Regions from separate parts of the Homo sapiens genome. Here all the other regions are linked to region 1. A link is a loop called in an ENCODE intact Hi-C map of the cell type or tissue named here. Cell type or tissue: PC-9. All regions are shown on one strand. Region 1 overlaps TM4SF4 (transmembrane 4 L six family member 4). Region 2 holds the start of TM4SF1 (transmembrane 4 L six family member 1). Region 3 has its middle 7.1 kb from the start of TM4SF18-AS1. Region 4 has its middle 6.2 kb from the start of TM4SF18. Region 5 has its middle 19 kb from the start of TM4SF18. Region 6 overlaps LOC105374151 (a long non-coding RNA gene).

The links. Peaks named below come from ENCODE experiments on the same cell type or tissue, not always from the same donor. Only the 100,000 strongest peaks of a DNase experiment are listed, where the experiment ranks them.
Region 2: it touches region 1 in a loop (6-fold over the local background); 10 of 110 quality-filtered maps call a loop at or near these places.
Region 3: a loop joins it to region 1, with 8 times the contacts of the local background. A loop is called at or near these places in 22 of 110 quality-filtered maps.
Region 4: a loop joins it to region 1, with 6 times the contacts of the local background. A loop is called at or near these places in 60 of 110 quality-filtered maps.
Region 5: it touches region 1 in a loop (12-fold over the local background); 62 of 110 quality-filtered maps call a loop at or near these places.
Region 6: a loop joins it to region 1, with 9 times the contacts of the local background. A loop is called at or near these places in 82 of 110 quality-filtered maps.

Annotation. Positions count from the first base shown.
Region 1 is chr3:149,478,479-149,483,478 of GRCh38, reverse strand. The region is part of intron 2 of TM4SF4 (transmembrane 4 L six family member 4); the gene reads right to left. Among named protein-coding and RNA genes, the nearest start is that of TM4SF4, 6.3 kb to the right of the region's middle. RefSeq lists an enhancer at 2,783-3,077. In PC-9, a CTCF peak has its summit at 2,879 (motif pointing right); a DNase peak (open chromatin) is centred at 2,968; H3K27ac peaks cover 899 bases.
Region 2 is chr3:149,375,345-149,380,344 of GRCh38, reverse strand. TM4SF1 (transmembrane 4 L six family member 1) reads left to right here and starts at 2,696. Exons shown (of 5, transcript NM_014220.3): 1 at 2,696-2,974; 2 at 4,576-4,665; 3 at 4,757-4,902. The coding sequence starts at 2,798. TM4SF1-AS1 (TM4SF1 antisense RNA 1) reads right to left here and starts at 2,567. Exons shown (of 2, transcript NR_109810.1): 1 at 2,030-2,567. In PC-9, no CTCF peak of the experiment used is centred here; a DNase peak (open chromatin) is centred at 2,514; H3K4me3 peaks cover 3,989 bases; H3K27ac peaks cover 4,314 bases.
Region 3 is chr3:149,275,192-149,280,191 of GRCh38, reverse strand. It overlaps the pseudogene CPHL1P. Among named protein-coding and RNA genes, the nearest start is that of TM4SF18-AS1, 7.1 kb to the left of the region's middle. In PC-9, no CTCF peak of the experiment used is centred here; a DNase peak (open chromatin) is centred at 2,521; H3K27ac peaks cover 1,785 bases.
Region 4 is chr3:149,337,332-149,342,331 of GRCh38, reverse strand. No RefSeq gene overlaps it. Among named protein-coding and RNA genes, the nearest start is that of TM4SF18, 6.2 kb to the right of the region's middle. RefSeq lists enhancers at 1,624-2,823, 4,120-4,289. In PC-9, no CTCF peak of the experiment used is centred here; a DNase peak (open chromatin) is centred at 2,291; H3K4me3 peaks cover 1,206 bases; H3K27ac peaks cover 3,155 bases.
Region 5 is chr3:149,350,345-149,355,344 of GRCh38, reverse strand. No RefSeq gene overlaps it. Among named protein-coding and RNA genes, the nearest start is that of TM4SF18, 19 kb to the right of the region's middle. In PC-9, CTCF peaks have their summits at 2,512 and 2,711; a DNase peak (open chromatin) is centred at 2,684.
Region 6 is chr3:149,391,046-149,396,045 of GRCh38, reverse strand. It overlaps LOC105374151 (a long non-coding RNA gene), which reads left to right. Exons shown (of 3, transcript XR_924574.3): 3 at 2,445-2,634. Among named protein-coding and RNA genes, the nearest start is that of TM4SF1-AS1, 16 kb to the right of the region's middle. In PC-9, a CTCF peak has its summit at 2,481 (motif pointing left); a DNase peak (open chromatin) is centred at 15; H3K27ac peaks cover 2,898 bases.

The sequences.
Region 1 (5,000 bases):
TCTTTTTTTTGTTATAGTTGATTTTAAATAGAGATGGGGTCTCACTGTGTTGCCCAGGCTGGTCTCGAACTCCTGGTCTCAAGCCATCCTCCTTCCTTGGCCTCCCAAAATACTGGGATTACAGTACTGGGATTACTGAGCCATCATACCTGGCCTACAATTCTTACTGAGAGTTTATATGGCTGGTTTTCTGTTTCTTAGCCGCCTCCATGCTCCAACCAAATTTCTGTTCAGTTAGATACAGCTAGTATAACTCTAGGACGAGAGCAAGAGAAATCTTACACTTAGGGCAGTTTCTTCTAATGCTACCTACCACCCTTTCAGAAATAGGTTCTGAGTGGTCTGGAAACATTTGTTGACATATGGCAGATTGAGTTGTCTTCATGAAAGTCCAGGTTGTCACAGAGAAAAACAGATTCTATGAAGGAGGGGGGTCTTGGCACATTTTATGGATAAATCACAGGAAGAAAGATACATGCTGCGTCATGTTGCTTTAAGTTATTTCACATTGGGAAGTCTTAAAAATGATAAATTCTCTAGAATAAATTCTTAGAGATATGATCAGTCAAAAAGCCAGCATAGAATAACTTCAATTTATCATGGGTTTCATGACACAAAATGTTAAAAGAAAGAAAGGCCGGGCTTGGTGGCTCATGCCTGTAATCCCAGCACTTTGGGAGGCCAAAGCTGGCAGACCGCTTGAGCCCAGGAGTTCGAGACCAGCCTGGCCAAAATGGTGAAATTCCATCTCTACAAGAAATACAAAAATTAGTGAGGGGTGGTGGTGTGTGCTTGTAGTCCTAGCTACTCAGGAGGCTGAGGTGGGAGGATTGCTTGAGCCCAGGAGGCAGAGGTTGCAGTGAGCTGAGATTGCACCACTGCACTTCAGCCTGGGCAACAGAGCCAGACCCTGTCTAGAAAAAAAGAAAAGAAAGATTCTTGAGACCAAGTTGAGTACATTAGAGGGTAGACACTTCAAAATTGGTATTATTTACAGTAAATAGGCAAAAGTCCTGGGATATCTCTGGAAGGAGACAGTAATTGAGAATAGTGGGGACCTCTGAGGAGGGAAGTTGGCAGACTTTGGAATCAGATAAGGGAGTCTTCCTTTGCGGTTTTTGTGCTATGGGCATACTCTACCTGGTCTAAGTGAATAAATGGTGAAGAAGGACACTACTGTGTTGTTGTCAAAGGTATGGATTACAGGCAGATGGATCTGGATCTGAGTTCTGGTTCCTCCCTCATGATCTTGGGAAGTTAATCTTTTTTATTCCAGTTCTTCTTCTGTAAAATAAGGCTCATTAATAAGTACCTGCCTTACAGATAATATGTAAGATAGCCTAATTAGTAAAGGCACACACCTCTCGAAAATCAGATCATCCCCACGTGGGATAGGCTGCTAGTAATCCCCAGTGCCTCACTGATAGGACACCTAGAATTATTTTTCCTGTTCCCAAGGTTTGGATAATTTCCCATGACATTAACAAGCACTTGATCAATGTCATTATTATATTATAGTATTTTTGTTATCATATCCTCACACACACTTACTTTCCACAAATACAGAGAGCATAACTCTGGAGAGAAAAAATTCAACGGGCTAATTCCCTCGCAGCTGCTCAGTGCACATATTCTGCTCACATGGTTAAAGAAATGTATATAGCATACACTGCAAATGTTTCCCTTGAAAGAGTAGATAAGAAGGCCTGAGATCATATGTCCTCTAACTCACCAATTGCCAGCTTGAAGATCTCCCTTTCTGTTGGGCTCTGGAGACAGACAGGTACCATCAGATCCCAGCTGTCTCCACACATGGTGTGTCCTGGGGTCATGTAGGTGCTTATGTTGGCCAAAGCATGTCCTTAGGGCATGGACATTCCTCCTTAGTAAGGAGGAATAGAGATTACCTGAAGTGTTTTTTCTTCTTAAAAATTAATATCCTCTATTTTTTGCCTGTGCTAGGCTTGGGAAGGGAGTGGGGGAAGTGGCAGTCAGAAACTTAACTTGCAGTAGCCCCAGTTTCCTCATTTATAAAATGAGGAGTTTAATGCTGAATTCACAGGGTTATTGTGAGGATTGAGTGTGATAAATATGGAAGCCCGTTTCCTCTCCTAGGTGTTCACTTACTTCATCCATCCAGCAAGTACTTATTGAGGATCTATGTGTCCTCCATACCCTAGGCACTTAGTTGGTACTTCCCTTACACCAAATGCTTGCAAAATCTTCCCCTAGAACTTACAACATCCTTATGAGAGACAGTAACTGCCAGGATCCATTTTGTAGCAGAGGATTTTGAAGCATAGAAAATATTTACTGAAGATGCCGGCGTGGTGGCTCACTACTGTAATCCCAGCACTTTGGGAGGCTAAGGCAGGCAGATCAAGAGGTCAGAAGTTTGAGACCAGCCTGGCCAACATAGTGAAATGCAGTCTCTACTAAAAATACAAAAAATTAGCTGGGCGTGGTGGCCGGCGCCTGTAATCCCAGCTACCCGGGAGGCTGAGACAGGAGAATCGCGTGAATCCAGGAGGCGGAGGTTGCAGCGAGCCGAGATCGCGCCAACCTCTTGCACACCAGCCCGGGCAACAGTGCAAGACTCTGTCTCAAAATATAAATAAATAAAAATAAAATAAAATATGTAGAAGTAGAATAAAAATAGGAGCTTAGGGAGAAAACATCTGGAAAAAAGAAGAAATAAAATTCCATACTTTATTTTTTTTTCTTTCAATATATTCCATTTCTCTAAAGGAAATGTCTTTCTAAAATATTCCTCAAGTTGGCTGTCATTCCAAGGAATGAGGAGGTAGATTAGGGATGCTTTTGGCCTGCAGGACCTCTGCAAGAGGGAGTCCCCAGAAACGCTCACTCAGGAGGTGTCTCTAGGGGGCACTGATGAGCCAGGCACGGGAAGAAGTGCTGACCACAACACACAGACCGCATTAGGACCTGACCAAGACCTTTCTTCAAAACAGGGAGGTTGATCATCTGGCCCTGCCTGTGGGTGGGGCGGGCCTTGATCTATCTAATATGCTTTAAGGATGGTGAAATACATGCCTACCCAACACATATCCTCATCAGTCTACCTTTGGTCTCATTATTAAAGACACTCCTTTGAGTCAAATCCAAGATTTACAAAAGGCTCTTAATAAAATACGTACTTAACATAAACGAGTTGACAAAATTAATTTGCTCCCCCACTGCGCCCCAAGAGATCCATTTTTTAGAAGGATTAGAGGGCAAGAGATGCTGACCAGCCACCGACATGCTGCCAAGAAGCCACTGGGAATCTCGGGTTTGGGAGGAAGAAGCTGTGACCTGAAAACAAACCCAGGCCGGGGTTCTTACTATTTTTGCTCCAGGGCTCACTTTTCCCGGCTCTCCTTTAGCCTAATTTATTTGAAAGAGCGCAGGCCTTTGGAGCTCAGCTTCAGTCTTGCTCTGCCTCAGAGGAGAGCCATTTTCTCGGCTTTACCAAGAAACTATGAATCAGGTGATCCAAGATTCTTTCCAGCTTATTGTCTTGCTTTATCTCTGCAGCCACCACATCCTGCTTCTCCTATCTCCTACTTGGTTTTGCTACCCGAGGAAAGGGAAGAGAATGGTGCAGTTGGCCTCTGGGGAATGTTCCAGAAAGATATAATGCAGATGAGAGAAGAGAGAGAGGAACCGGGAAAATAAATGACAGAAAGCAGACTGTAGAGAGGACAGAGGATTCAGCCCAGCAGCTGGTGGCCCAGTCTGTGTCTGCCTCACAGGCCTTTCCACCTGCAGGGCTTCCTATGCAATGCTCCCTATTGCAGTGCTCCACAGAAGCCCCGTGTCCCCGAAGGAGCTGGGGCCTGGAGGGGAATGCGTGAGCCTTTGGAAAATAATTCAGAACTTCAGCAGTTTAGTTCTCCCCAAATTAGTCTGCAGTTTTTGCTTCTTGTCTGACAAAATGCAAATACCTCATTTTGGAGAAATGATTAGCCAGGTGAGGTGGTGAGCACCTGTAGCACCAGCTACTCAGGAGGCTGAGTGGGGAGGATTGCTTGAGTTCAGGAGTTCCAGAAGTTTGGGACCAACCTGGGCAACATAGTGAGACCCCCCAATAACCTCAAAAAAAAAAAAAAGAAAAGAAAAGAAAAAGAAATGATTATTGTTTGATGCTCCAAAGCCTTAGAACATAACATTAAGCAAACAAGAGTCTGAAGCAGGGGGCATGAGCTCAATGGTCTTAGGGGCAGGGAAGGGACCCTAACTGAGTAGAGCAGCCAGGGTGGGCCCTGTGGAGCTCAGCCAGGCCCAGTGAAGGGTGCTGTTGTGCCAAAATGCAGGCTAGGGGTGCCAGATTAATTTTTTATTTCTTGGGGAAAAAATGTTCTCTCTCTGAATTTTTAAAAATTGGGAGCTGATTAAAAAACAGAACAATCGGCCAGGCGCAGTGGCTCACGCCTGTAATCCCAGCACTTTGGGAGGTTAAGGCAGGCAGATCACCTGAGGTCAGGAGTTCGAGACCAGCCTGGCCAACATGGTGAAACCCCGTCTCTAACAAAAATACAAAAAAAATTAGCCGAGCATGGTGGCAAGCACTTGTAATCCCAGCTACTCGGGAGGCTAAGGCAGGAGAATTGCTTGTACCCAAGAGGTGGAGGTTGCAGTGAGCTGAGATTGCATCATCTCACTCCAGCCTGCTGGGGGACAAGAGCGAGACTTCGCCTCAAAAAAACAAAATAGAACAAAACAAAAAAATCAAAGACAAGAAATCCTTCTGCTGGCTACCCAGCATGTGGTCGACCCTGGCCCAGGGCAGCCGTGCTAGGTGCCTTGGTTTACAATCTGGCACAGCTGGTCCTTTGATGGACACTGCCTCATGATTTGGATGGTCAGTTGGTCATTTGGAGGAGTTATCCTCAATTCATGCCAAGGGCAGGTTCCACATGGAGGCTTAGACAGCCCCCACAGACAACCTATATTGGGAAGCCCAAATATTTCAGATCCTATTGACTCAAAATTTTTTT
Region 2 (5,000 bases), 100 kb after region 1:
CCTCCCTCCCAGACGGGGCGGCTGGCCGGGCAGAGGGCCCCTCACTTCCCAGTAGGGCGGCCGGGAGAGCCCCCTCACTCCCGGCAGGGCGCTGCGGGGCGGGGGGCTGCTCCCCCACCTCCCTCCGCACGGGGCGGCTGGTCGGGCGGGGGGCTGTCCCCCCACCTCCCTCCGAGACGGGGCGGCTGGCCGGGCGGGGGGCTGACCCCCCACCTCCCTCCTGGACGGGGTGGCTGGCCGGGCAGAGGGGCTCCTCACTTCCCAGTATAAAGGAAAGAAGTTTAATTGACTCACAGTTCTGCATGGTTGGGGAAGCCTTGGGAAACTTTCCATTATAGAGGAAGGTGAAGGAGAAGCAAGACACCTTCTTTTTGTTTTGTTCTTTTTTTGAAACTGAGTCTCGCTCTGTCACCCAGGCTGGAGTGTAGTGGTGCTATCTCGGCTCACTGCAAACTCCGCCTGCCGGGTTCACACCATTCTCCTGCCTCAGCCTCCCCAGTAGCTGGGATTACAGGTGCTCGCCACCACGCCCAGCTAATTTTTGCATTTTTAGTAGAGACAGGGTTTCACCATGTTGGCCAGGATGGTCTCGATCTCCTGACCTTGTGATCCACCCGCCTCGGCCTCCCAAAGTGCTGGGATTACAGGCGTGAGCCACTGCGCCTGGCCGCAAGACACCTTCTTTACAAGGCAACAGGAAAGACAATCATCAAGAGAAGGGGGAAGAGCTCCGTATAAAACTGTCAGATCTCATGAGAACTCACTCACTATCACAAGAACAGCATGGGGGAAACTGCTGCCATGATTCAGTTCCCTCCCCCCAGTCTCTCACTTGACACGTGAGGATTATGGGGATTACAATTCAAGATGAGATTTGGGTGGGGACACAAAGCCTAACCATATCAGTAGTTTAAGCATCACTTTCCCCCATTTTGGCCCCAGGTGGGATAGATCAGCAGACAGGAGGGTTGCAATGATTATGCTTCAACAAAGGATGCCGTCATTCACCCATAGGCTCTGTCACCAGTGGAATCCTGTCTCTAAGCCATCGGGCCAAACACACGTTCCCTGTTGTTGGACACATAGTGGTGACCCAATGACACTCTTATGAGGATTTGCCTGCCTCCGCCTGAGCAGGTGGGTGGTTCCACGCTTCCCAACTCCACTGATTTATTTCCTCAGGCCATCCTGGATTCTGGCTTCACCCCTGTTAGTGTGCTGAGGCCACACTTCTTGGGCCCTCCTCCGGTCCCATGCCACATCACTAACCACAGCTGGTCTCCTCAAATTTGGTATGTGTCCCGCCCTCTAGTTCCGGGCCAAATCCTTCAGACTCTAGATTCGTGAACCTCATTCACCTTCTTCTTCTAAGCTAATGCCTCCCTACCTTGGTCCTTTTCTATTTTCTGTACTCTCTATCTTGTCCTGGTGACAAGGCCCTCCAGGCCTGGCCCCACCCGGCCACCCTGTCCACCTCCCACCACCATCCACTGGCTGGTGCAATCTGCTGTTCAAGGCATAAATTTATTCAGTGCCCAGCCCCTCCTTCTGCAAGGTAACCACCTAGAAAGTTAGTCTAACACCCTTTCTCTGCCCTGTGTGGGGAGCCTGTGGAAGCTGGTCTCAGGATCTGGCTGGGTAAACCATCTGTTTACCTCTGTGTGGGTTCTGACACTCCTAGCCAGTTCTGTTTCTCTGAACCTTGTTTCTCCACTCTGCTTGCCAAGTCCCTTTGTCTTATTTTTTTCTCCCTCTCCCTCCTTCCTTCCCTCCCCCCATCCTTCCTTCCTTTTTTCCTTCCTTCCTTCCTCCCTCCCTCCCTTCCTCCCTTTTTCCCTCTCTCCTTCTCTCCCTCCTTCTCTTCTTTCCTTCCTCTCTTCCTTCCTCCTTTCCTCTTTCCTTCTCTCCCATTCTCTTCCTCCCCCTCTCTTCTTCCTCTTTTTATTTTTGTCCCATGCTTTAGGCCTTCCTTGGCCCTTCCTGGCATTGCTTTTCCTGACAGCAACACTCAATAATTTTTAAAAAGCACCTGAGCCCTTTGTGTTGACTGATGCCACCTCTGTTGTGGTGCAGATTTGTTTTAGAGGCAGATGTCCAGGGACGCTGAACACTGAAATCCATCCTGCAGAGCTTGCTGTAGGCAGAGTAAAGAAGTTTGCTCTGTAGTTTTCCCAACAGCCTTCTCAAATCCATGGGAGACGTCTCAGACACCTTGTATTTAATAGACAAGGAAATGAGCTCAGGAGATTTGCCCCAGGTTGTAAATTAAATCAGCACAAAGGTAGAAATGAACACAGAGCTCTCAGATTGGAAGCTGTCCAGACAGCTGCATGGAGCAGGGGCACAGCTCACTGTCTTTCAAAGCCTCAACCAGGGCTGTTGCATCTCGGACACTTGGCAGTTACTGGAAAGTCATGTTAGGCTTTCCTGTTGATTCTTTATCTTGTGGAGGAGTTGCACAGTCAATGCCTTGTTCAAGATTAATCATTTTCCCTGTTGCCTATGACTGAGGCTGTTTCTCACATCCTGCCCCTGGTTTTGCCTGTCCCAAGGATTTCGTCTGAAGGGCGGGACATTCCCCCTGCCTCTTCGCACCACAGCCAGAGCCTGCCATTAGGACCAATGAAAGCAAAGTACCTCATCCCCTCAGTGACTAAGAATCGCAGTATTTAAGAGGTAGCAGGAATGGGCTGAGAGTGGTGTTTGCTTTCTCCACCAGAAGGGCACACTTTCATCTAATTTGGGGTATCACTGAGCTGAAGACAAAGAGAAGGGGGAGAAAACCTAGCAGACCACCATGTGCTATGGGAAGTGTGCACGATGCATCGGACATTCTCTGGTGGGGCTCGCCCTCCTGTGCATCGCGGCTAATATTTTGCTTTACTTTCCCAATGGGGAAACAAAGTATGCCTCCGAAAACCACCTCAGCCGCTTCGTGTGGTTCTTTTCTGGCATCGTAGGAGGTGGCCTGCTGGTAAGTCATTCAGGATTATTACTGAATTCTCTCCTGTTTCCTAGATGTTTTCATTATGTATTTTCATGGAAAGTTTTTTGTAATGCATATTTCTAAATCAAGTGACTTTTTTGTTGCTGTTCATTCCTTTGAAAGCAGATTATACAAAAGCGAGATTGGTACAGTATAGCGTAGTAATTTTATGAGATGTTGTTTTACAAAATGCTCTTTCAACTAAAAGTGAACTGCCTTTTTGCTAAACTCTATAGGTAGGAAACAGATATTCGCTTTTAAATCAGATTTGAGAGACTATAGAGTTTCTACTAGAACGGGCAGTCATTTAACATTTGCTCTGGGGAGCCGGAAGGGGTTGGCTGGTTCTCTGCCTAAATCAACAGTTTTGAATCCAAATTCTCTGCTGTTTATTTTCAGCCATCTGTGATAGGGAAAAATAATGAATTGTGAGTGCATTGCTATTTTAAAAGAACTCTAAGCTTTCTCCTTTATGTAAGGCTGGGGTGTGGCGTCTAGGAAAAACCCTACAGTTAGCAGCAGGTCGGTGTCTGAAGCTAATAGTGGAATGTGTTATTTTTTCCAAGAATTGTTTTTGATTGAAGTGAGAGGAATTTCCCTGCCAACCTGGGAGCTGAAAGCATTAGCTTCAACCACAGCATGGAAAGAATGTGAGCAAACTTAAGTTTGCTACTTTAAAGTGCTGGGATTAAAAATTTTAAGGAGAAATTTTATGGAATGGTACCATACGTGATAAATTTTCTTAATCAAGTAAAAGATAGTAAAACATTTAAACCTAATACACTGATTATGGCATGGCAAATCTGCCCTAAATTATTTATTTAATGAGATTTTATTTAATTTTATTTTATTTAATGAGACGGGGTTTCGCCATGTTGCCCAGGCTGGTCTTGAACTCATGGGCCCAAGTGACCCTCCTACCTTGGCCTCCCAAAGTGCTGGGATTACAGGCATGAGCCACAGTGCCCGTCTGCCTCAAATTTAAGCATTATTATCATGTTAACATGATTATTTGTCTTAAACATAACATCACACTTAAGTTTCTTTCGATCTTGAACCTGAAGTATTTCATATTTACTATATTTTAAGAGCTTAATATTGTTAAGTTAAAACTATGCATTTGTATAATCAAGGAAGCAGTTAATATTTATTATATATAGCTTTCATGTCTCCCATTTACAAAAAAGTTTCAGTTATTCTATTAAAGATTTGTTGGTATATTCTGCATTTTACAAGTGGAAAAAATCAGATTTAAAGAAAGGGTTTAATATTTCCAAAACAGAGTTTGTTATCTGGGGTCGTGTGATAAACTCTTGTGGAATAAACACGTTTACAGTTTATTATTTTACTCCTCCCATGTTACATCCTCACCCTAAAAAATGCTTTGACAGATTACATGAAAACAAGCAGATATGACATTTAAATGGTCTTTTTCTCCTCAGAGGTTTACATTCTTTGAGATATCTGGTCAACCTAATCAAAGCCAGTTAATGTCATTGGAAATAAATATATTTTACCAAGAGATGCCTAACCTGACCCATATGAGCCTGAGCAAGACAATGACCTGACTTTGTTTGTTTCCTAACCAGATGCTCCTGCCAGCATTTGTCTTCATTGGGCTGGAACAGGATGACTGCTGTGGCTGCTGTGGCCATGAAAACTGTGGCAAACGATGTGCGGTAGGTCCTCCTGCCCTGGTGGTGAAAATGACTCCTAAGATGTAGCTGTGGCACTCTGTGGCTCACTTCCTGTGTGTCTGCTTTTCCCTAGATGCTTTCTTCTGTATTGGCTGCTCTCATTGGAATTGCAGGATCTGGCTACTGTGTCATTGTGGCAGCCCTTGGCTTAGCAGAAGGACCACTATGTCTTGATTCCCTCGGCCAGTGGAACTACACCTTTGCCAGCACTGAGGGCCAGTATGTAATTACTCTCTACATGGCTACACATTTTTATCCACCACATGTATATAGTGGCAGCTCTATCAAACCAGATAGGCATCCACTTATCCATCCAT
Region 3 (5,000 bases), 200 kb after region 1:
CAACAAAGTTTGGCTAAGTAAACTTAAATAAAGTGAGTTATGTTCTTGAGCTGTAACCAAGAATATAATCAAATGATAGTGACCAACTTTAAACACTGCTGTACCAAAAGGCTGATCTACTGAGGGCTATTCAGGGAGGAACAGAAAGGACTGGAACAATTATTTTCATCCTGACAAACAATAGTATGTAACATGACCTAGGAAAAAGTGCTTGACCCTTCACCCTTCAACAAGAAAAAAAAAATAGAAGCCAATTTTCCTAGTCACCTGTTGAGAAGAACCAAAACAACAAATATTTACCAATACCATGCTCTACCATTTTCGTTGTAGCTCTCAGTGGGCTGAGAGCTAACTTTTTCCATGTGCCTGCTCTGTGTCAAAGTAGAGGCCAGGTCCTCGCAGGAGCCATGAACTTTAATTATTATTACCCTTATATTACAAATAACAGGACTCTGGGTCAGAATGATTATGCAGCTCGTCCCACATGACACAGGTAGTAAATGGTGGAGTTGAACTGGAGGTAGATCTGCTTGAATTGAATATAGGAGATTTTTTTGCACTTTTTGGGGTACCTTGTGTAGAAAAAAAAATGCCAGCTGAATCGCTCCTTTGCTATCCATATTCCAGGGTAAAATTAATGTTCCTATGAGAATGAGGTAGAAGTCATAGAATGTTGGGAAGAAGGGACCTTTGAAAGCTCATTTAAAGAATCCCATTCCCACCTGGTGGGTGGGTCCTTTTACAGCTGCTGGTCCAGGCCACAGTGACAGGATAGGCTTTAAAGTTCTTCCATATACAGAGCTAAATTTATGGGCCTATAGCTTCCAACTATTTGAATCCAGTTGAGTTTCTTCCTTGAGGCAGAGAGCCCATGTATAATCCTTTTCTCTTGTGACACATTGTGTTTGACTGGGGTCTTCTTGCCAGCCCTTTCAATTGTTTCCCAAAAGGTGTGGGATGTGAATCTCTTCTCTTGGTTCTCCTGTGGGTGGTTTCTCCCATTGCCAAGGTCCCTCCAGGAGACCCAGCTTTTCTGAATTCCTTCCAAGATCTGCTGGTGACTTTAAATCTGCCAAAGCACTCGGTGGCTCAGGCAAGGATTGTGTAAACAATCCTAAGTCATGGAACGTGATCTACTCCTTAAGAGCTAAAGTAACCTTAAAGTGAGGCTAGAAACATATAGATGGTTCAGCCCAAAGAATTTGGTATGTCTTTTAAACCAAAATGCCACATATATTACTTGCTACATTTATATTTGATCTCTTCATCCAAAACTCCAACACTTTTTGGAGTATTGACATTTGGAGTATGTGGCATTTTCTTAAATAGGTATTGATATCTATATGTACACATGGGAAAAATACACTTTGATTTTGTGTGTTTTGAAAAATAGGCTGGGTGTCGTGGCTGATGCCAGTAATCCTGCCACTTTGGAAGGCCTAGGTAGGCAGATCACTTGAGGCCAGGAGTTTGAGACCAGCCTAGCCAACATGGTGAAACCCCATCTCTACTAAAAACACAAAAATTAGCCTGGTGTGGTTGCACACACCTGTAATCCCAGCTACTCAGAGTCTGAGGCCCAAGAATCACTTGAACCCAGGAGGCAGAGGTTGCAGTGAGCTGAGATTGGGCCACTGCACTCCAGCCTGAGCGACAGAGTGAAACTCTGTCTCAAAAAAAATAAGAAAGGAAAAAAAAGAAAAAAGAAATTATAGTATGTTTGTATATTAATAGAATATCCAAAATAGGTAGGAAAAGCTATGCTGAGGTTAAAATGAAAGAACTAGACTTCTAGGTACTGACATAAAAGACATCTAAGATATATAGTTGAGGAATAAAAGCAAGCTACAAAATTATACACACCATGTTCTTTTAATTTTTTAAAAATTTTGGTGGGTATATAGTAGGTGTCTATATTTATGGGGTACATGAGATGTTTTGATACAGGCACGCAATGTGAAATAAGCATATCATGAAGAATGGGATATCCATCCCCTCCAAGCATTTATCCATTGAGTTTCAAACAATCCAATTACATTCTTTGTTATTTTATGTATATTTGTTATTATTGACTATAGTCACCCTGTTGTGTTATCAAATACTAGGTCTTACTCATATATCATATGATTGTGTTGTCTTAATATTTCTAACCATGGGTTTCTAAACCTAAATTAGAGTCTAACTTTTGAAACACACTGTGGCTTTCCAATTCTAAAATCTCAAACAATACCTAATAGTAATAGATATTACAATACATGATGATACCCAGATCAGATCAATGGCTTATAAACATTCCTTCTCCTTTCCTTACTTATTGTATTCTCAGCCAAGGCACTCTATTTGTTCAATAAATTTGACATTTAAATCTAACATTTCTTGGTATCTCCAGGAAACAGAAAGAATAAATGCTTCCTATCTAATCTTCCTATCCTAATCTGTAGGAGTTATAACCTACTGGAGTAAAGTAAATACCACATGGAAATTTAAGCAACAGTCTGAAGCAGGATGTGGTTTGTTGACAGTCTGTGTCACAGCTGGTAAATTCAGAGAGGGGCATGTTTCTAAGCTGAAATGGTCAGGGAAGTCTTCACTGAGAAGGTGAAGTTTCAGTTGAGCCTTGAAGAATGGGAAAAATTTGGATTAGCCGAGAAAAAGAGAGGCTGAGGGAGGCAAAATCAGACTGGGAAATGGGCACAAATAAGATGAGATAAATTCAGAAAGCACATTATAACAACGAAGGAACAGGAAGTACTGTAAATAACACTTGTTAAATGTTGACTATGCATCAGCTTCCTTGTGTGTCCGCAAGCTCCTCTGTAAGATGGCTGTCATTGAATTTACACAACTTCCTAACTGGTAGGTAATATTATCATTTTATAAATGAAGAAATGAAGTTACATAATTACACATTGCTGATAACTGACAGTGCTAAGAGTCAAACACAGGCTGTCTGATTCCAGGTTTTCTGCATTCTCTCCCACCTCACACTGTGTTCCTAGTAAGAAAACTCCCCAAAGGGAAGGGATCCTATAAGTGAATTTTGGGGACAAATCTGGAATATCAGAGATACCAGATTGGGGCCTAGATTACATGGATAGTCTTAAATGCTAAGAAATTTGAGAATAACTTAATGAAAGTCTTAAATGACAAGAAATTTTAAATTATCATCTAGTAGAAAAACTTGATAAAGGTAGCATTTCAAGAATTTTCCGGGAATGGTACGTAGAATGGACTAAATAGTAAGAAAGTGGAGGCTGGAGACTAGACAGAAGAATATTCCTATATTTTAGGAATAGATAATCATTATCAAGGGACAGTGGATGATGGGCAACCTAACGATCCAGTGTGTTGTGCAACATTTCACCTCACCTGACAATGAAATCCAAAACCACTTGGAATGGAAATGACATATATGTTAATGAAGACAGATAATGTATGTCAGTAGACACAAATGAAAGAAGAAAGCCTGGATTATAAAAGGTAGGCAAGCCCTACTCAGTTAACTTCTCCAGGCTCAGAATTTGAAAATGAAGGCACTTTTACCATTGACCTTTCTGTTTTTTATTAGTTCTCCAGGTTGGGCAATAGATAGGCACTGCTACATAGGCATTGAAGAAAGCATTTGGAACTATGCTCCTTCTGGTAAAAATATGCTCAATGAAAAGCCTTTTTCTGAAGACCTGTAAGTAATCCTTTGCATTTAACAAGTTATTATCTGAAGCAAAAGTTGGTAATTGTTGATCATTGATGAAATGCTGATGAAAACTTTCTCATGATTGACACTTGCAGGACACATATGCCATTAGAACCACTTCGTTTGTTTAGTTCCAACATGGTATGGAAAAGAGGTAGTAATACAAATCCAAAATTGCTCTTTCCTGGAATGATCGCCACTCTTGTCTTCCTGACACGTTATTTTGCAGATCACAGCTAATTCTGTTTATCATTAATTTTGTTCACGTGATAAGGTATAAAACAACACTTTCCTTTTGATATGTGTGTAGCTGTTTTCTCGATTTTTCTCTTCAGATAATTGAGAGAGGGAAATATAGAGGACATGAGTGGGGTTCTGATTTACCACGGTTTAAGAGCAAAACACCTTAATGCTACCAACAAATCCACAAATCCATTTAAATGTGTAAACAGTCCTAAATCATGGGAACTGATCGACTACTTGAATGCTAAAGTAACCTTAAAGTGGGGTTAGAAACATAGACACAGTTCAGTTTAAAGAATTTGGCATGTCTTTTAAACCAAAATGCCACATGTTTTACTTACTACATTTGTATTTGATTTCTTCATTCAGTATTTCAACACTCTTCTCACCAATTATACCTGTTTTTGACTCCCATCACATTTTCTCCAGCCTCTGGGTTTTATCTGCCAAAATTAGGCTGTTGAGCTTCTGACTTTTCATTTAGCTTATTTAACACTTTGTTTCTTTCCAGTCAACATTTGTTAAAGTTCTGTCTTTTTTGTTTGTTTATAGAGAATTTCTACAAGGAGGTCAAGCGAGGAAGAGCTTTGTTTTTAAAAAGGCTTTGTATTTTCAATATTGATACTGATAATACATTTCAAAGGATCATTGAAAAACCATCCTGGTTGGGATTTTTAGGTCCAATGATTAAAGCAGAGACTGGAGACTTCATTTATGTACATGTAAAAAATAATGCTTCAAGAGCTTATAGTTATCATCCTCATGGGCTCACCTACTCCAAAGAAAATGAAGGTAAGCAGATCCTCTTTCCTGAGTTTTGCTTATGGAGAGTATGAGCACATTGCATTAGAAAAAGCCAGGTAATCATGGACTGGTCAGCATTCTGAGCTACGTGGAGTTTAGAGTGGATGCAGACTCTACTTCTGATGTATTTAAAGTTTATACCCAAGACAGTCCTTTTTTAGTTTCTCATCTTAATTGAGTGACAGCCCTTATGCAATTCCTAGGAAATAAAACACTTTTCCCTTACTCACCAGAAAAGAAAAAAAAGGTGTTTTTTTGT
Region 4 (5,000 bases), 140 kb after region 1:
CAGTAGAATTCTTATTTGATAGGTTTGTATGCCCATGTGCAAACATATCTTATCTGAAAAATTATTCCTGGAAAAGATTCTACTCTTAAATTATCTCCGCGTTCAGTGCCACCACCATATTATAGGTGTTCCTCATTTATAAAAGATGGATGTCTAGTATTTTTTATTGATTAGAATTAAGAAATCATTTTTATACATTTTAATTGTTTAAAGAACATATAAAATCAATGAAAAATATATCCCAAGGAAGTGCTTCGAGACAGGCATGCCCATGCCTATATAGACACAGAGAAACTTAACTCTGTGTGATCCTAGAACACAAATTTTTTATTGAGAATCCTTTACAGTTTTTAAAGTTATACACATTTAAAGTTAATAATATTTGTGCCAAATTAGCCTCTGCCTCCATTCAAGTTGCTATAATGAAATATTTTAAACCCACTAATTTACAAACAACAAAAATTTATTTCTCACAATTCTAGAGTCTGAGCATGTAACTGAGTGTCTACTAGGGTATTCTTTTGCAACTACTTTTTACAAAAATTTCAGGAAAGTGGAAAAACTAGTACAATGAACATTCAGATTTAAGTCCAACAATTGTTAATATTTTGTCACATTTGCTTCATTTATCTATCTACCATTCTTCTCCTCCTCTTCCTCCTCCTTCTCCTTATTCTTTTGCTAAACCATTTCAGGGAGGAAGACATATGCATCTCCAAAAATTTAGAGCAACTCCTTCATAACACCATCATTACATCCAAGTTAATAACAACCTTCTAATATTGTCTAATACGGTCTACATTCATACATTCGTATTTTTCCAATCATCCCCAAAATGTGTCTCACCATGTTTTGCCAAACCAATATCCAATCAAGCTTCACACTGCATTTATCTACCAGTGAATATCTAGCTTTTTTTTTTTTGTAACAGGATCTCACTCTGTCACCCTGGTTGAAATACAGTGGCACAATCACGGCTCACTGCAGCCTCATTCTCCCAGGCTCAAGCGATCTTCTCACCTCAGCCTCCCAAATAGTTGGGACTACAGACATGTGCCACCATGCCTGGCTAATTTTTAAAAAATTTTATGCAGAGACGAGGTCTTGCTATGTTGTTCAGGCTGGTCTCTAACTCCTGGGCTCAAGTGATCCTCCTGCCTCAGTCTCCTGAAGTGTTGAGATTACAGGAATGAGCCACCACACCTGGCAACATTTAGCTTTGATTGAGGCTCAGTTTACCTAGATACTTGCATCTTAACCTTGAAGACTCAGTTTTGTCCTCCAGACTTCCAAGAAATCTCACTTGAACTCCAGCTCCATTCAAGGTTCCTGTGTCTTTCAAAAAGCCTATGGTTAAATCTACTGGATATTCAACATTTTGTATTACGAATTTGTTGTTTAACTTTTTTATTTCCTCAACTAGACTCTGAGCATTTTGAAGGAATGGGTGTTCTTTGCCTCAGTCATCATGTGTCATCATGTAAATGTTCAATACACGTTTTAAGAATAAATGACTGAATACAGTTCCTTCCTCCCCTACTATGAAGAGCTTGAATAAATAAATTAATTCTAGGAGGCTGGGAGCCAGTCAGAAGGGAGTAAAGGGAGGTTCAACAATGGTCTGAGAGGACATTTCAAATACAGAAAGCTGCTTTGGGGAACTTTGAATAGAAACAGGAATACTCTTCTCCCTGTCTCAGTAGGGAAAGAGCTTAATGTTTATCATTAGTTAGAGATAAACCTGGAATTTATTGGCACTATGGACATTTTGGCCAGATAATTCTAGAGAAAGGATTATAAACACAACAGTCAGGAAAACTGCATCAAAACAGCACACTTCTGTTTACACAGCTGCCCTGCTGCTGCTTGTCTAATGTGTTTTTAAGCAAACATTCATTCCCAGTGGGTCCCTAAATTGGACCCAGACCAGTGCTTTATGCCCATGCTCCATGGAAGAAATCACAGTTTATCTACTTTAAACTCTCAAGGTGAAATTTCTCCCTGAATATTAGCCTTTTCTGCTGTTAAAAAGTCATATTCATGGACAATTTCTCTTTTGGATAAACTTTTTTTCAGATATTTCCTTCTTCCCCACTTCCCGTCACCTGTGGGGCTAATTCCAGGATCTTATATTAACTGATTTCAAAGTGAAGTGACTCAGAGACTGCATACCACGACTATTTTAGGTGGAGTCTTTCCTCCTGAGTCACCCTGTCCCCTGGTAGCAGGCATCCTGCGGATTTCCTCCCCTCTGCTGTGGAGAACAGGAAGCCAAGGCCAGAAGCAGCCAACAAGCACGGCATCCCAGTGGCTCCTCCCAGTTACTGGAGGACCAGCAAGAAAATCCTGATTTAGTAAGAATTCTTTGGCAAAAAAATTTGAGAGTTTACCGGAGGCAAATGGCTTCAAGAATGTTATTTATGAGCAAACATATTTTTTTCCAGAGGCAGGTTAAAAGTGTTTTCTTAGAGATGAAATTAAGTAAAATGTTGAGTTATCTGGGGAGACTTCATTAGCTGTTTTCACTAATAGGGTAACCAAAGACAAATAAATTACTCAACTCCCTTTTCAACAATTTTATCAAGTTTTCCAGCCAGGAATATCCTCTTCATTCACTTCTGTCATTCTTCTGGAACCATCTTCCAAATAACAATTGATCATGTACTTCCTCACCAAGTCTTCATAACAACCTGTGACATGATACCGTCAGTAGAGACATCATCGTTTGAGGCTGGACAAAGACTAGGGAATACTAGCCATGCATGTTGTTCTTCTCTGACCCCATCTCCACTGCAGACATCACTAATCTATCTAGCTAATCTGTATATCTCTCCCACCGAAACCAGTGTGCCTTCAAAATAGCACTGTAGGAAGCTACTACCAAGGAATTAGAACCTCCAAATTTGAAACCAATTTACAATGAAGAAGAGAGGGGTAATGCACAACAATGTTATCAGGCAAGGGTGAACATGGTGGAATAGCATAAAGAATGTGAAAGTCAGACTTAACTTCTAGTTTCTGAGCAAGTTTTTAAATTTCTTTTGTAGAAAAATCCATGTTCTACCCAAAAGACACACGTATGCTTATCACAGCACCATTCACAATAGCAAAGACATACAATCAACCTAGGTGCCCATCAGTGGTAGATAGGATAAAGAAAGTGTGGTAGATATACACCATGGAATACTAGGCAGCCATAAAAAGGAATGAAATCATGTTGTTTGTGGCAACATGGATGCATCTGGAGGCCATTATTCTAAGTGAATTAATGCAGGAACAGAAAACCAAATGCCTCATGTTCTCACTTATAAGTGGAAACTAAGTATTAGGCACTCATGGACATAAAGATAGCAATAATAGACACTGGGGACCACCAGAGTGAAGAAGGAGGAAAGGATGGACTTTAAAACTACCTATTGAGTACTATACTCACTACCTGGGTGATGGGTTTGGGGCCTAATGGTCCAAAACTTCAGCATCCTGCAACATACCCATGTAAAAAACCTGCACATGTACCTTCTGAATCTAAAATAAAAGTCAAAATTGTTTTTTAAATAACAATAAAGTAAAAAGGACGGTTTTCTTCTTACATCCATTTTTTTTATACATGCAAAATAGGGTTAATAATGCCTTTACCTTAGTGTTATTGTAAGAATTCATTTTTCGGCTTTTTGTTTTTAATGCATGTGAAAACTTCTAGCACAGCGCCTCCACATAGAAGATACTCAATAGATGTCAATTTATCGTAGTTAATTGGAAGGAGACCCTGACTGAGAGTGACAGCTCACTTCACTGACACTGAAGATTCCTGGGAGCCACAGCACTTTTACAAAGCAGACAATGCTCAATGATTCTGCTCCCCACAAACATTAACAAAATGTAATCTTAGTCACTGCTCTCCAAAGAGCAAAATATTGACAATAAAAAGTTTTTTTTAAAGTCAAATCTCAATTAAGTTAAACCTCCTTAGAACCTTGCAAGTATGTCTAGTAGAACACAGCTACTTCTGGGTTTCCTGGTAGCCAATGACCCCCTTCAGCGATTATTCTGCTCCCACCCTTTCTTAATTCTCGTTTCAGTGCCTGTTAGAACCTCTATGAGAGAAGGTTTCACATCGAGGAAAACGAAGAGCCAAATCAAACATTTTCATTTTTTTTTAAATTCTGCTTAAAAATCACTGGGAAGGGGAGTGGTGACTATTGGATTAAGAAACTGTAAATTTCAATGCTAGATGATATTTCCATCTCCCACCTGCAGTTCAGTCCCCCTCAAGGTTACTTTCTTTTTTTAAAAATTTATTAAGTAATTAGTTTATTTTTTATTATTATACTTTCAGTTCTAGGGTACATGTGCACAACGTGCAGGTTTGTTACATATGTATACATGTGCCATGTTGGTGTGCCGCACCCATTAACTCGTCATTTACATTAGGTATATCTCCTAATGCTATCCCTCCCCCTGTCCCCCACCCCACGACAGGCCCTGGTGTGTGATGTTCCCCTTCCTGTGTCCAAGTGTTCTCATTGTTCAGTTCCCACCTATGAGTGAGAACATGCAGTGTTTGGTTTTCTGTCCTTGCTATAGTTTGCTGAGAATTATGGTTTCCAGCTTCATCCATGTCCTCACAAAGGACATGAACTCATCCTTTTTTATGGCTGCATAGTATTCCATGGTGTATATGTGCCACATTTTCTTAATCCAGTCTACCATTGATGGGCATTTGGGTTGGTTCCAAGTCTGCTATTGTGAATAGTGCCACAATAAACATACATGTGCATGTGTCTTTATAGCAGCATGATTTATAATCCTTTGGGCATATACTCAGTAATGGGATGGATGGGTCAAATGGTATTTCTAGTTCTAAATCCTCCCTCAAGCTTATTTTCTTTCATTCCTTGAAGAGTCTAGCACCTGGCTTTCTAAATGTAGTCATTCTCTCCCAAACTGACATTGTCTAATTTTTTATTTTAGTATTCATTATAAATGATAATTCCAATACA
Region 5 (5,000 bases), 130 kb after region 1:
CAAACATATACTGACTGGCTACTCCTCATCAAGCCGAATAATGAGGATGAAAAGAAAGCTTTTATTTTCCCAGTGTATGAGAAGAAATCCCTGTTACAAAATGCAGATAATATGTTTCATCAATTATAAGATGCACATTTTTGTCACCCGATAACATACCTGAAATTTGCGTGTATCTTACAATTGAGGGCAGGTCATAGATTCATTAGCAGCATTTTTTGCCCTTTTAACTATTTCATAGACTAGCTCATGGACAGAAGGGCTCATAGATGGGTCATCTTCAAATTGAGGCATCTCAGATTAAGTTAAATATGACAGTAACTATCTCTCAGGATTGTTCAGGGGGTAACCTTGGAAAAGCACTTATTCATTATTTACTGCTACATAGCAGATTACTTCAAAACATAAGAGTTTAAAACAACAGTTTTTTTCTCACAGTTTCTGCGGGCCAGGAATCCAGGAGCAGATTAGCTCAGGTTCTGCCTCAGGGTCTCTGAAGAGGTTACAGTCAAGGTGTCAGCTGGGTCTGCTGTCATCTACGGCTTGCTAGTGGAGGATCCACTTCCAAAATCACCCACACAGCTGTTGGTAGAAGGCTTCAGTTCTCCACACTGTGAGCCTCTCCACAGAGCTTCTTACAATAAGGCAACTGGCTTCTTCTACAGTGAGTGATGAGAAAGAGAGCCCAAGATGGAAGCTGCAGTCTTTTATACCTAATCTTGGAAGTTACCTATTATTCCTTCTTTCATATCCTATTGGTCACACTGGGCAACAATAGTACAAGATGGGAAGGGACTACACAGGAGGCAGGGATCACTGGGAACCACCTTGGAGACTGGCCATCGTAGAACTCAACACACTGAATGATGAAAATAAAATAAGAAATAAGTGTTAGTTTCTTTCCTTTTTACCTCATGTGGATGCTGTTGAAAGAGATTGAGTCTACACTTGAATTTGTATTATCATCAAACTCAATAACTTCAGTCTATGTCAACTCCAGTTGTATATCTGGAGTGGCAACTGGAATGAGAGAAAGATGCTGAAGAGTGTATTTTGTGTCTGACTAGTTGGTATTGTTGGTGACAGATGAAGAGCTTTCACCTATCTTGTATCAAGTTGGAAAATCTTAGAATTTTACTGATATCTGTTTGGAAAGAAATGCTGAAAAAAGCTAACTTAGGCCCTTTTATGTCCTTCTGGCTTCTGTCATATGAGGACACAACAAAAAGGCCCTCATCAGACACCAAATTCCACTGTTTTGACCTTGGACAGCTCAGCTTCCAGGCACTGTGAGAAATAAATTTCTATTGTTTATAAATGACCCAGAGCATAGTATTTTGTTATAGCAGTACAAAAGGTTTAAGATAGGTCACAAGGACAACTCACTGTGGCCCCGGAGTTGAGATATTTTGACAGTCCATGCAAAGTCTATCTACCTAATTCAGTGGGTAGCTGGAACAGACCACTGTGATTGGCCAACTGAACAGGATCACATGAATGCTAGAGGGTAGTTCTCAAAAGGCAAGAAAAAGGAGATTCCAGGTGGTCAAAACAATAATACATGGTTGCTATGAGTGGACATGGTGGGAACCTCACAAGTACCTGGGGTGGAGAGAGGGACATGGAAAATAGAGAGCAGAGTGAGGTGGCTCCAATGACCAGTTGCAATTGGAACTCAGTGGCCCCTGGTCAAATGCTTGTGTATTCAGTGCTGGAAAGTAGAAAACCAGTGCAGATGCTGACAGACCTAACTTAACCACCCACCTCGACTCACTTCCAGCTTCCATCCAGTCTGTACGTAATTCTTCAGCCTTCCAAACCTAATAATACCTCCAGAAATGGAGACACAGGATCATGCTGTGGAAAGAGCAAGTACTAGTAGTCAGGGCCCTCAGTCTCACATTTGCCCCTGACTTGATCAAGTTCACTTCCTTCTCAATAAACATGGCATTAGGCCAGACAATATTTAAGCAGAGTATGGTGGAAATGTGGGCAGGTCTGAGGGTGGGGAAAATAAAAGGATAAAATACCCCTGAGGGATTAGATATATTTAAAATCACAAAGGTATTATATCACAGATCTATAACTTTACTAAAATATAAAAATGAATGAAAATATATTTGGTATTATTTTATCTTAGCCCTGTAAGAGAAGCTAATTTTCTCTTGTGGCTCTTCAGTTTTTAGTAAGAGAAGTGCAAGCAACTTTTTCTTATGGGCCAGGATGAAAAATAGCCTTATGAACTCCCAGGAGGAGTTTTTTCTTAAGGGGATACATATCATTTAAACCACAGAAGAGAGGTAAGTAAAGGGTGAGTAACCTAGATTGTCTAGAAAAAGGTGGTATTAGAGAGACCCTTTATGTTTTCTGAGTTGCAGAGTTGTGTTGGAAATAACACTGCCACCTATCCCTTGGCCATGATTAGAAAGAAACAATGGGAGGCAGTTCTGTAAACAGTGGAATCCATTTGACTCAAAGCTTCTGGGGCCAGCTCCGGTGTACGTAAACTGATTTTATGAATTTAAAGGGCTGCCACACTGGGGCCCCGGGCAGAGCTACATGTTGTGGGAGGCCATTGTCCTCCAAAAAGGGCCATGTGGCCCCAGCAGGGACTGGCACCACCGCCCCACCCCCGGCTCCTCACAGCAGAGATGTTTGGTGAACCAACTGGTCTTCAACAGTGACACCGTGTGGTCTAGAGCAGTAAAGACAGCCCTGACCAATGATCTCTCCCCTTGGGTTGAAGATGCCTGGCTAGCCTAAACCCAAACTTGGGCCGTTGAGAGGTACACTTCAGGAGGGAGGCACTGACCTTCTAAATACTAGGGTAGGCAGGGGATACAGTAATTTGTTTTCAGAGTTGATACATTGAGTTGTTGGAGCAGTTCCTATTGGTTAAATCAAACGTTACAAGTTGACTTTACTTATATTTCTGAAAATTCATAACTACATAATATTGACTTTTGCAAGTTCTTGGGAGCCCTTGAGCATCACACTCCAGGCCACTGAACACAGCTTCATTTCATTTCTTGTTTCACTTCATGGTATGCAAACTTGTTTTTTTGTTATTGTTGTTGTTGTTTTTAAAAAGGAAGAGGGAAGAGTGGGATGACCCAATTTTTGAATTTCAAATAACACTACACTGAATTATTAGGTTTTTCTCTAACGTATCTTTCAGTTGAAATGTCTACAATTTTATATGGAACTGTTTAATTTTTAAAGAATCTCCTGGGAAAGTTATTCATGCCACTCACTATGGTCTTATAGTTGGAATGTTTGATTTTATTTCTAGTTGAACACCGCAGTCTGTTTCTTATGGCATTTTTTAATATATAGGAATATGACTGTGTGAATTAGTCAATGTCTATAGTTCATGTGGTTTAGAGTGTTAGCCCCAGTAAGTGTCAGGCATTGTTCTGGGCATGGAACAGACAGCAGTATAGACCAGAACACAACCTCTCCACTCAAGGAATCTACTTGGCTGGAGAGAAGCACAGGACAGTTTTAGGAGCAGAGAGGAGGAAGATCCGAGCTAATTTCAGTTGCTGCCACTAACTTTGAGAGACATAAAGGCATGTACAAATACCGAAAACCAAAAGTAGAACCAGTTCATGAAATCAATAATTTACATGGGAGGGAATGCTGCTCAGAAATTGTCAGGTGTTGGAGTCAAGGATACTTGGTTTTGAATCCCAGTTCCACATTTACTAAATGTGTGATCTGAGCACATCACCCTATGTGCCTCAGCCTTCTCATCTGTGATTTAGAAAGAATATACATCTACCTTAAAAGAGGTTTAAATTAGATAATACTGGCAAAGTGAAATACTGAGCAGGATTGCTTTATAAATTGAGCTTTATTATACTCATGAAATTGAAACAAAAATTTGTAGATCAATCAGATCATCGATGCATTTTTCTTATGTTCAAATCAAGAGTTGAATCCATTTAATAAAGAGCTACAGGTTTAGACCAGATGAGATTCACCATTGTTAAAAGAAAAACTTTCTAGCTGGGCACAGTGGCTTATGCCTTTAGTCCCATCAACCCAGGAGGCTGAGGTGGGAGGACCACTTAAGGCCAAGAGTTTGAGACAAGCTTGGTCAACATATCAAGACCCCATCTTTAAAAAATAAAAAAAAAATAGCCAAGTATAGTGGCCCACACCTGTAGTCCCAGATACTTAGGAGGCTGAGGCAGGAGGCTTGAGCCCAGAAGTTTGAGGCTGCAGTGACCTATGATCATGCCACTGTACTTCACCCTGGGTGATAGAGTGAGACCCTATCTCTTTACAAAAATTTAGACAATTTAAATTTAACAGAGTTTAATTGAGCAAAAAAGGATTCACGAATTGGGCAGCCTCCTGAACCAAAATAGGTTCAGAGAGACTCTGGCACTGTCGTGTGATGGAAGAAAATTTATGGACAGAAAAAGGAAAGTGGCATACAGAAAACAGAAGTGATGAACAGAAATAGTTGGCTTGGTTACAGCTTGGCATTTGCATTATTTGAACATGGTTTGAATAGTTGGCCACCTTTAGTGGCCAAAACTCAGTGACTGGTAAAAGAGTAAAAGAGTAGGTAACAGCCTGTTTAGACATCCAGTTAGGTAATAGTTCATTATGTATGGAGAAAACTTTAGGCCAGATTTAAAATATGTAAGCAGGCAGCTTTAGGCTGAACTTAACTGAACACCATATTTCTCTAATTCTATGAATCTTGACCTCAGCTACACATTAAAATCACCTGGGGAGTTTTAAAAATACTATCACCTGGGGAGTTTTACAAATACTATCACCTGGGGAGTTTTAAAAATACTGTCGCCCAGACCTCAACCCCAAATAGTGTGATACAATTGGTCTGCAGTACGCTTTGGGGTTTAGGATTTTTAATCAGGAGTTAATGTGCAGCCAGGGTTGGGACCCACTGGTTTAACTGACTATGGAGGTTGAGCAGATCTACGCTTGGGTCACAGGCAACCAGAGCAGTTGCTGATGAGAAC
Region 6 (5,000 bases), 87 kb after region 1:
TGGATGAGAAAAGAAGCTGGAAATACCAGTTATTCCTTTCTTAATAACTGACCTTGTTATTCAGCTCTTCAGAAGCCACAGGAAATTTTATCCCTCTCCTCTCTAAATCCCACCCCCACCACATCCACTGGCTGCCCTGTTCTGTTCTGCAGCATGGAGATACCCAAAGCCCAGTCTTGGCAGTTGTCCCAGTTTTCTTCATCCTGTTCATGACTCCAAAGAAAACACATCTCTCACTCAACAACAAACTGGCAGTTTCTGTTGAGAACTCAGATATTTTCCCAGAGTCCGCCGTAAAAATAATAAGGTTATATTTTAATTTTAAATTATTTGTTCATGCAGATTCTTTTGGAAAGACCTTGCTATAGTTTTGTTGATCATACAAAGAACCTTTTAAACAAAATATTTTCCAAAAATATAGCAGGCTTCCTTCTGCTGACACAAATCTCAAGAAGAGTCAGCATTTGTTATAAGGCTCTAAACAAATATTTATAAACCCTGCTTAAATTTGTTTTGAAACTTGCATAATTTTGGCAATCATTACTCATGCTAGTATCATCACTCAGGGCTTGGCATTAACGTTTTCTTCAAAATATTTTACTTTTATAGTATAAATTTACCCTATATTGCCAAAGATGTATTGGACAAGGGTGGTCATCACTGTACTGTGCTGAAACTTGGCTTCATTTTTGAAAGAGTGGAAAATTTATCAGAGGAGTTTTGGGAAGATGAAATATTTCAGTGATCTAATCCCATAATATTTATGACCTCTTACAACTAGTAGTGATTAGGCCCCACTTGTGACCAACAAACTAAAAATTTACCCTCATTCTATGAATAGGATTTTATTTTAAAATAATTATATTATGAAAACATAAAAAATATTTGAAACAAAAAACTTGTGAATATTCACATACTTCATTGCCCATTAAGAACAGTTCCACCAATGCCTAGTTGACTTGTAACAATTTGTGTGCAGCAAAAATAGAGAGACAGGGCTGGAGTGCGCTTGTTCTGCATTAGACTAGGCTAATGAGAAAATGCTAAAGGTGTTGGAAAAGGCAAGAGCCAAAGAAGCCTTAGAGAGAAAGTTATGATTGGGGGTTCAGAATAGGAGATTGAGGGCATAGAAGCTACAAGGCTTGCTGCAGAGCAGGCTGAGGCTCCACAGAGGAGGAGAGACAGGACTCGACCAGGTGTTGCCTTGGGGCTATGTATGAATCTCCTGTACAGACTCCAGTAAGGAGTTCTTAAGTGTTCCCTTTTTTAAATTTAATTTTTGAATAGATTATACTTTTGCAAGGTTCAAAATTTTTAAAGGTCCTGTAGGTTTTATCAGGAAAAAGTCTCCATAACACTCCAGCCCCAAACCACCCAGTTCTCATCCCCAGAAGCCACCAATATTATCAGTTTACTGTGTGTCCTCCAGAGCTATTTTATGCACATACAAGCAAACAGACATTTGTATATATTCACTCTCTCTTTCATTTTTTTTAAACAAGTAGCAGCTTGCTACATAAATTATTTTGTATCCTGCTTTACTCTCTGTAAAATATCTTGGATATTGTTTCATTTTATTAGGCAGATTCTTCATTCCTTTTTTTTTTCAGCTGCAGAGTATTCACTATAGCAAGGTACAAATGGTTTTTGGTCAGTTTCCACTTTTGGTTGCTTTGATCATTTGCTATTATATACACGATGCTGTAAATTTTTAATTTATTTTGTGTCATGAACCCCTTTGGCAGTCTGGTGAAGCCTATTAATTTCTTCTTAATAAAATATTTTCAAGTGCATGCAAAATTCTCAGGATTAAAAGGAAACCAATTATGCTGATATATAGGTATCAAAATATTCTTTATATAAACATTTATTTAGAAATATATGTACTTATTTATTAAAACTTAATAAGATCTAGCAGTGGATCAAATTCTTGTAATTTCAAAATATGAGTGAGCATAAATGCTGTTTCAAAATATCTGCAACAATTGTAATGTGATGTAAAATATCTGTGATTTTATTGGTAACAAAGGCATAGGCTGATACTATCATGGTTTCCTGCTTGCTTTCATAATTAAAGGAAATGACAAATTTTACTTAGAGTTAAGAAACCCTGCCTTATACATACATCATTTCCCAAACACTCAAGTGTATGTGTAGGGTATATTTTTAGAAGTGTTTTAAATTAGCAACTGCAAATAAATTTATAATTGAATACATATTGCCAAACTGCTGAAAATGCAGTCGTTCTACCAACACTGAATAAGGGTATGTTAACAAGCATTTTAATCCTTGCCAATCCGAGAGATGAAAAATAATATTTTGGTGGTTTTATTTTGCACTCTCTTGTCAAAAGCAAATTTGAACATCTTTTCATATATTTATGAACCATCTTCTTTTCTGTGTGTTCATACCCCTTGCTCATTGTACTATTGGTTTGTTAGCAGGTTTGCTGTGTTGCAAACGCCAGGGGACATCAGTCACAGAGACCTGAATGTACACAGCACCCCCTGGAGTTGGCAATGCGGAGGCTCTGGCTGTTGATCCCAAAGAAGATTTAAATTGCAGTCCATTATATTTTTCTCTCAGACTTCTGTTTCTTTGAATATTCCAAATAGATTAAAATATAATCTGGAATCTTAAGTGCCTTAGTCTTATTTAGGTAACAATACTATCTAAGAAAAACTCTAGAAGAATTCACAACAAATTGCTAACTATAGTTATCTCTGGCAGAGGAAGTAGCATGGGAAAGGCGTGGGAAAATTTTTTACTTTGACTTTTTTTTCACCTGTGTACTTATGTATAATTTGTGTGGAATAAATAAAATAATAAATATACATGATAAAATTTCAAATAAAAGTTAAAAAAATTACGGGGCACTCCTCCTTGAGCCTATATGATGGTTTTGAAATACTATTCAAAAAGAACCAGGACTTCTTAGAGAAATGACTGAGTGCAGGTCTCGGGCAGGAAATGTACAAGATGAGCCTGGCACCTCTTATTAATACCACATAGCAAGAAAGGTACGAAGATGACTAGGGCCATGGCAAAAGGACTCATGAACTAACTTGAAGAGGCTTCTACTGACCAAAGACAGAGCAACTTAAGCATCAATAAAGATAATAACTGCAATGGCTATGATGAAATACATTATGAATGCATAAAGTTCATACTAATGTTAAACAAAATGAAAATTAATTGGTCATACTGGGTAGATGATGGGGAACTAACAAATTATTTTAAAAATTGGTAAATCCAGGCAAAGAATCTAGCATTTATTGTAACTTTTTTTTTTTTTTTTGAGACAGAGTTTTGCTCTTGTTGCCTAGGCTGGAGTGCAATGGTGCGATCTCGGCTCACTGCAACCTCCTCCTCCCGGGTTAAAGCAATTCTCCTGCCTCAGCCTCCCAAGTAGCTGGGATTACAGGCATGCACCACCACTCCCGGCTAATTTTGTATTTTTAGTAGACACAAGGTTTCTCCATGTTGGTCAGGCTGGTCTCAAACTCCCGACCTCAGGTGATCTGCCCACCTTGGCCTCCCAAAGTGCTGGGATTACAGGGCACCCGGCCCTATTCTAACTTTTTAATGCAAACTGAGTCTCCAGGTCATCAAATAATAGACAAGGAGAAGTTTCCTTTCATAAAAAGTAATCCAGCTAATAAATTAAAACAGAATGAGAAAATTCATAATTCCTAATGAATGATTATACCCAGGCATTGGCCACCCACAGCTGTGAGCTTTACCAAAAGGAAAACAACTTGGCCTTAGGTGCATCCTAATGAAAAAGCGCAATCCCACATAAAAAGTGGTTTTGCCAAATACAGGAAAAAAAAAAAAGAACCAAAAAACTTTGAATCTGATGAAGTGTCCAGGTCCAACGGCCAATTGGCGTGTTAAGCAATAGAAGAGGTTTCCAGTCTGTGGACTGCGGGAAACTCTACAGCTTTCTTCAACAAAGCAACTGAAAGGGAGAGAAAAAGAGGTAGGTGGAGGGGAAACTTCAGAGACTATCAACCAATCATGATACGCAGACCTTATTTGGATTTTGATTCAGATATACAAACTGTATAAACAAAGCAACTTTTATAATATTTACGAAACAACTGGAAATTTCAACACTGAAAGGATATTTGATGATATTAAAGAACTTGTTTTACTAATTTGTAATATTTTACATAATGCTATGAGGATTATGTTTTTTCAAAGTGTTCATTCTCTTCTAAAGATACTAAAAAACAGATGAAATAATACTATATCTGGAATATGCTTCAAATAATGTGGGAATAGTTGAGGTATCAAAGCAGATAGATTGGTCACGGATAATTGTTGGAGCCAGGTGAGGGAAATCGATGGGGCTTTATATTATTCTAATTTTGTATATGTTAAATTTTTTTTAAGTAAACAAAATCATTAAACATCAATTTGTCCTGAAAAGGGACATTGTATCACAAGAGGGTCTGAGAAATACCCTTTTGTTTTGTTGGTTTTTTTTTTTTTTTTTTTTTGCCAAATTTGGCAGTAGGGAGTTGAACTAACTCATTTCTTTTAGGCCCTATACATGTGTTGGGATTTTTTTTAATCGGAATTTAAAAATTCATGTTCCTTATGGATCAGAAATGTTCCTGTCTGCATTCCATAGGAAGCAGCAGCAATGTCGTCGGGCAGCCTGGGGTTCGGGAGGTGAGTTGATGGGTTTGGAGAAGGCATGTGCTGACTACGGGCTTCCCTGGGAAACAGATTGTGGGTGGAGATGAGCTTGCAGGTTGTCTCTCAGGGAGTGCCCTCAGGATCATCCCTATGAGGGGAGAGGAGTGAGAGAAGCAGGGCTGGGCAGCAGATGAACTCTGATGCAGTTCAACGGAGGCCTCGGCCAACCCCACAGACAGCTGTGGAGCTAGGATGGCCCTACCGAGTTTGTCACTTGAGGCAAGGAAGCCAGGTATAGTCCGCCTCCTCAGTGGTTAGAGATGGCTTCTCCTCAGGGAGGGGCCATGGCTTGG